Regions from separate parts of the Homo sapiens genome. Here region 1 is linked to region 2. A link is a loop called in an ENCODE intact Hi-C map of the cell type or tissue named here. Cell type or tissue: B cell. All regions are shown on one strand. Each heading gives the region's core, and the rest is flanking DNA. Links, peaks and the distances in the headings are about the cores only.

Region 1 (2,920 bases), core at 266-2,765, 440 kb before region 2:
TCTCAGTTTCCTCATCTGTAAAAACATGGGCTTCTGACTATGATTCGGATATCCCAGGGGCTTGTGCCTATTGAAGAGAGGGGAAATACTGGCTGTAATCTCTGTACGGTAGACCAAAAACCAGATTTAATGAAAATACACTGATGGTTTTCAGCCAGAGATGATGAGGAAAGCAATCCTCTTCTCCAACCTGGGATTTGCCTGGGGACCTAGTCTGAGAAATTCTTACACTACTAGGAGATGGCTCTGGGCTGGATTTTACAAAAGAAGAGTAAGGCCTGAGGAGCTCTGAACCCCCATCAGTCACAAGAGAGGATGGCTTCAGCCTGCTGAAAGCCAGCAGCATTTACAAATTCATGCCTGTGGCTTTTGCCAACTCTAGTGGTACCTTTCTGACCTCTTCACTTCTCTGACTCTTCAATAAATCGACATTTCTTAATATAGTGTCACCTTAACAGCAAAAGAGACCTTGAATTTTTGGGACTGAATTTATAAAACACTTAGAGGTTCTGGGGTTTTACTTAAAGCAGCTTGTAATTTGAAAAATGTACACGTTCTAATTATTCCAATCTCCAAGACATCAAACACATGGCATGAGGTCCCCATTGCTAAGTCCCCTTTCAGCTTCAGCTGGAGCCCTTGATTCCACAATCACAAGCAGCAAGGTGCCCTCCTCCCTTCTCTTCTGTCTGGTGCCCCCAGCAAGTTTTCAAGGTTCAATTCTGAGACTCTCCCATTCACCGTCCCAGCAGGTGGCCAAGGGCCCAAGGCGGGAGGGAAAGGTCGGCTTAGCTAGGGAAAGTTTTGTTAGCCTTATTGGAAGGGAAGGAGACATGCAGGAAGCAGGGCTGAGCCAGGTGGGGGAAGTCACCAGAACGACAAACCCCTGGACTTCCCACTGCCCAAGCGCGAGGACTCTCGGGGCAGCCGGCCCCTCTCAGGTTCTGCTTGCAGACACTTCGCTGGGGGCACTCGTTCTGCCTGGGAAAACTGCCCCAAGTCCCCTTAACACCTGTGTATGTCCTGTAGTGGGGTGTGGGGTGGAAGCGAGCATGTCACCAAAGCCTTTATTCAAAGGGCGAGTCCCTTTCCGCGGCCGCCAGGGAAGGGGGCCCCGCTACTGTGCCAGGAGGGCAGCTTGGGTTTAATACATGCCCTCCTCCACCCCTGTACCCGGAGCCCCTACCCACTTACCTGCTGACCGCACCCCTCCCAAAACCCCGCCAGCTCGCCCGGGACGGACCGCGAGTGGCCACGAGGGAGGCGCGCGCCAGGTGCGCTCTTCCCCCGACGCCGCCGTGCCAGGAAGGCCGCGCTCAGGTGCGCGCAGACAATGCGAACAAAGCCCGCACCCTCGGCGGGGCCGCGCAGCCCGGGTGCTCTGGGTAGGGGTGGCTGGGCAGAGGGGGCCCCAGTACCGGGAGCGTGAATCGGTCATCGGCAGCCGGCACTGGCGGGTACCCGGGCGCCAGAGCCAACTCGGGGCTGGGACTCACCGGAAGGAGAGCGGCGACCAGCGCTCGGTGCCCGGGCGGCTCTACTCACAGACCCGGGCGCGGCTCGGGCCAGGGGGCGCTACGGGATCACAGGAGGGGCGCCCGGGGCGCGGCTGCCACGTGGGACACCTGTTTGTCTCTCCTGGGAGAGGGCGGCACGACCCGACCCGGCTGAGGTCGGAGGAACTACCGCCAGGGAGGTGCATAGAGCCCCTCGCGTTTTTTAAAGCGGCATCGGCCCAGGTCTGCAAATAAAAAAGTACTTCACTTCTACGCGGGTCACCCAGCCTCCGAGCGGTGCAGCCGCGAACACTGTGCCGTCAGCTGACTCCTCCACGGGCTTTATAGCTCCTTGAAAAAATGTTGACTTTGGCATCTTTTCTATTTGTCATGGCAATTGCCTTTTAATTACCTGTCCCTCCTATTGTTGCAGTTGGGTAATAAGCCGACCTTTTGGCCATCATCCTTGCTTAAGATTGGAGGGCGTTTGATTTTTAAAAAATCAAATGCCACAAAGCACAATGCTGAGCATGATGCTTTATATAAAGTAAGCTCTCAATGAACGTTGACTATGACTGCACAATCCATAATTTCCATACTTCATTTAAAAACTGCCAGAGCATGCCTGTTCATTGCAAAAAAAAAAAAAAGAAAAGAAATAACAGTAAAAAAGTTGATAAATCAATCATTTTCCAACACCCAGAGATAATCAGTTAACATTGTGGTGTATGTTCTTCCAATGTCATTCTACCTATGCAAAAATTTATATATTTTTAGTTCATTCCATACAAGCTGTACATTACTCAGGTTTTCCATTTCCTTTTTTTGAATGTCCGTTTTAAGCCACTTCATAATGTCCTAATGTACTTAACCTATCTGCTATTGTTGAATATTAAACTTTCCATTTTAATAATACAATTAGATGTCTTTGTGCTTTTGTCCAATTAATTCCTTAGAATAAACTACGAAAAGGTAAATTTCTAGGATACAGGTTTTATACAACTTAAGACTTTTGATGCCTATTATCTAATTGTCCTCAAGGAAGGTTGACCTGCTTCCTCTTTTCCATGCTCCTTCCCATTATTCTTGTAAATGTCAATCTGATAGGAAAATAATTTGCTTTACACCTTTCCTGTCTGTAGTTCTCAGTTAATTTCCAAACCTCCGACACTGACAGCTTCCAGTGAAAGTGGCCCGTGGTGACTTTAATGTTGCAAACCTCATTGAAGGAGGCTAGGAAAGGACTCATTTTTCCTGTAATTCATTTCTCCCAGTAACATTTACTGAGCACCCAAAAATAAAAACAGGGCCACACCAGAGCAGCAGACATAATGTACCACCACATCATCCCCACAGGGGACAGCAGTTAGTCTTGAGGTCTAACTGCTGGGGAGGGATGGTCTCTGCCTCTAGATCAGCATTGC
Region 2 (2,920 bases), core at 271-2,770:
AACCTTAACTCCTATTAGCTAGTTCTTGAAACACCAAGAAAAAGTCAGGGCATGCACAGGTATTTGGAACAATAGCTACGTTTTGGGTGAGTGTTCTTAGCCACACTTGATAATGCACCAGGGTTCCCATTAAATAACAGCCCTTAGTTTAGGCCTCTCCACATGGAAGACCCTCAAAAAAATTATTGTTAGGGGATTTCCCCTGAAATTCCAGTGTACCTGAAAGCCAACTTGAATTAAAGAAAATAGGCCAGGCGCAGTGGCTCTCGCCTGTAATCTTAGCACTTTGGGAGGCCAAGGTGGATGGATCATGAGGTCAGGAGTTCAAGACCAGCCTGCCCAAAATGGTGAAACCCTGTCTTTACTAAAAATACAAAAATTAGCCGGGCATGGTGGCAGGTGCCTGTAATCCCAGCTACTTGGGAGGCTAAGGCAGAACCTGAACCCAGGAGGTGGAGGTTGTAGTGAGCCGAGATCTCGCCACTGCACTCTAGCCTGGGCAACAGAGCAAGACTCCATCTCAAAAAAAAAAGAAAAAAGAAAAAGAAAATAATTAACACTGGTGCACTTGAACATTATAAAAGTCGTTTGCATTTCCATTATTTTCTCATCTAAACCCTAGTTTACAAAGGAAAAAACTGAGATTTATGGAGATTAATCTGCTCAAGATCACATTTTCATGGCATCAAGAGTCCTCTACCTTTAACTTAAAATTCCGTGATTCTTTCCAAAGTGCTGATGATTTTAAACACAGATAAATGCAGACATAAACACAGATAGAGATGCTGGTTAAGGAGTACAAAGCTTCAGTTAGGAGGAATAAGTTCTGGAAATCTATTATACAGCATGGTGACTATAATCAATAACAATATATAGATAGTATACTTGAAAACTGCTACGGGAGTAGACTTTAAATGTTCTCATCACAAAAATGCTAGGTATGTGAGGTGATGGATACATCAATTATTTGATTTAATAATTCTATAATATATACATATATCAAAAAATCTCCATATATCTCTACATAAACATCATATATATCTATATATATCACCATATCTATATCTATATAAATATCTATATTTTATGCATACTATAAGAATAGATAAATAGATATATTTCTCCTAATAACTTTGCATTCTTTGGAGGTAAAGAAGTCCTCGAGAGGGCTGGGCACAGTGGCTTACACCTGTAATCCCAGCACTTTGGGAGGCTGAGATGGGTGGATTACCTGAGGTCAGGAGTTCAAGACCAGCCTGGCCAACATGGTGAAACCCCATCTCTACTAAAAATACAAAAATTAGCCGGGAGCGATGGCAGGTGCCTGTAATCCCAGCTGCTTGGGAGGCTGAGACAGGAGAATCACTTGAACCCAGGAGGCAGAGGTTGCAGTGAGCTGAGATCATGCCACTGCACTCCAGCCTGGGTGACAAGAGTGAAAATTACATCTCAAAACAAAAAAGTCCTCAAGAAAGAAGAAATCCTTTATTCAGTGACATTTTTCTTCCCCATACTTTTCCAGGCTTTCACATACCTTGCCTCGGTTGCATGCATTGAACTTCCCAAATATCAGACCCAAGTATGAATTTCAGGAAAAGCCAGAAAACTCCACACCAATCCTTGAGAATAATTTTAAGAAATTCTTCAGTCCTTAAAGATTCCTTTTGGTGTCCGGTGTGCTTCTTAATCAGGGCTAGCGTCCGGCCTGTTTTTAATTTCCCTCTTCTGCCATCTGCTGGTAGTACATCTGCAGTGGCATCTTCCAGAACATAAGCCACAAGATCATTCGTGTTCCTTGGGTCAGACTCTCTGTAAAACTTAAGTGATTCTCAATTCCAGCTGCATATTAGAATCATATGGGACATTTTCAAAAGTATTAATGCCCAAGTCCCACCCCTAGAGATTCAGATTCATTTAATTTGGAAACGATCACCAGTATTTTCTGAAAAGTTCACCAGAGAGTTAATACGTAATATGTAGCCAGTGAGACCCACTGGCCTAAACAATCAAGTCTAACTAGTACAGATAATGGGAAAGTTAATGTAACCAAGGAAAATCTGCATTCAATTTGGTCATATCTAGATGAGTTCTCCAACTCATTTTATACTGTTAATATAACTCACTCCAACTCTATGTGCTTTTTATGGATTAAAAAATTGAAATCAATTATTTGCAGTCTTTCAGGATTTTCCTCATGATTAAACAGGAATACACCCTAAAGTAAATCAGCTTTATTATTTTTTCCACATTTCATATTATAAGCTATGATATAAACAAGTACTAAAAATAAAATGAGTTCTGAAAAAGGTATAATTCAGAAAGAAGTAGGCTTGTATTTTATATTAATGTTCCTATAAATGTTGCATCCCTTTTCCACATTGAAGTTAGACTAAAAAATCAGAAGCTTGATTACTTTGTAAGCAGATAGATTGAAAAGGCAATTTATTTGAGATTGAATTTCTGTCTAATCATGAGGAAAACTGAAAATTTGCAGAAGAAAATAATATAAGCTTTATACACACACAATACATTATGTACAGATCCTATGTATTTTTACATATTTCAAATGAGTGGGACATAAGGGTTTGATATTCTTGGAAGTGAATTTAACAAATGATCCAAAGAATATCTAATAAAATAAGCAAGCATCAATCCTGTTTTCCCAGGAGATATTCTGTAGGTCTGAGGGTCAGGAAGCGCCCCTAGACCCCAGCTAACCCCAATCTCAAGTAGCCCAAATGGAAATGTGATGTGCATATTCTAATAGATTCTCATAATTGTTGGAATGCTTTCCATGTTGTCAGTAGAGAATGTCAGTTTTTTTTTAATCATTGCCTGTACCTCTGACTTGCTGAGCCACCTGGAACTAGGGACACCGAAGCTGTGGCATTTTCTCCTTAACTATGTGAGCTTTCTGGAA

Evidence for each region. Peaks named below come from ENCODE experiments on the same cell type or tissue, not always from the same donor. Only the 100,000 strongest peaks of a DNase experiment are listed, where the experiment ranks them.
Region 1: it touches region 2 in a loop (2.9-fold over the local background); 2 of 110 quality-filtered maps call a loop at or near these places.

Annotation. Positions count from the first base shown.
Region 1 is chr10:114,238,146-114,241,065 of GRCh38, reverse strand. It overlaps VWA2 (von Willebrand factor A domain containing 2), which reads right to left and starts at 1,812. Exons shown (of 14, transcript NM_001272046.2): 1 at 1,497-1,812. RefSeq lists an enhancer at 1,193-1,901. In B cell, for the core only: no CTCF peak of the experiment used is centred there; a DNase peak (open chromatin) is centred at 1,615; H3K4me3 peaks cover 733 bases; H3K27me3 peaks cover 1,904 bases.
Region 2 is chr10:113,798,595-113,801,514 of GRCh38, reverse strand. No RefSeq gene overlaps it. Among named protein-coding and RNA genes, the nearest start is that of MIR4483, 22 kb to the right of the region's middle. In B cell, for the core only: CTCF peaks have their summits at 1,530 and 1,733 (motif pointing left); a DNase peak (open chromatin) is centred at 1,734.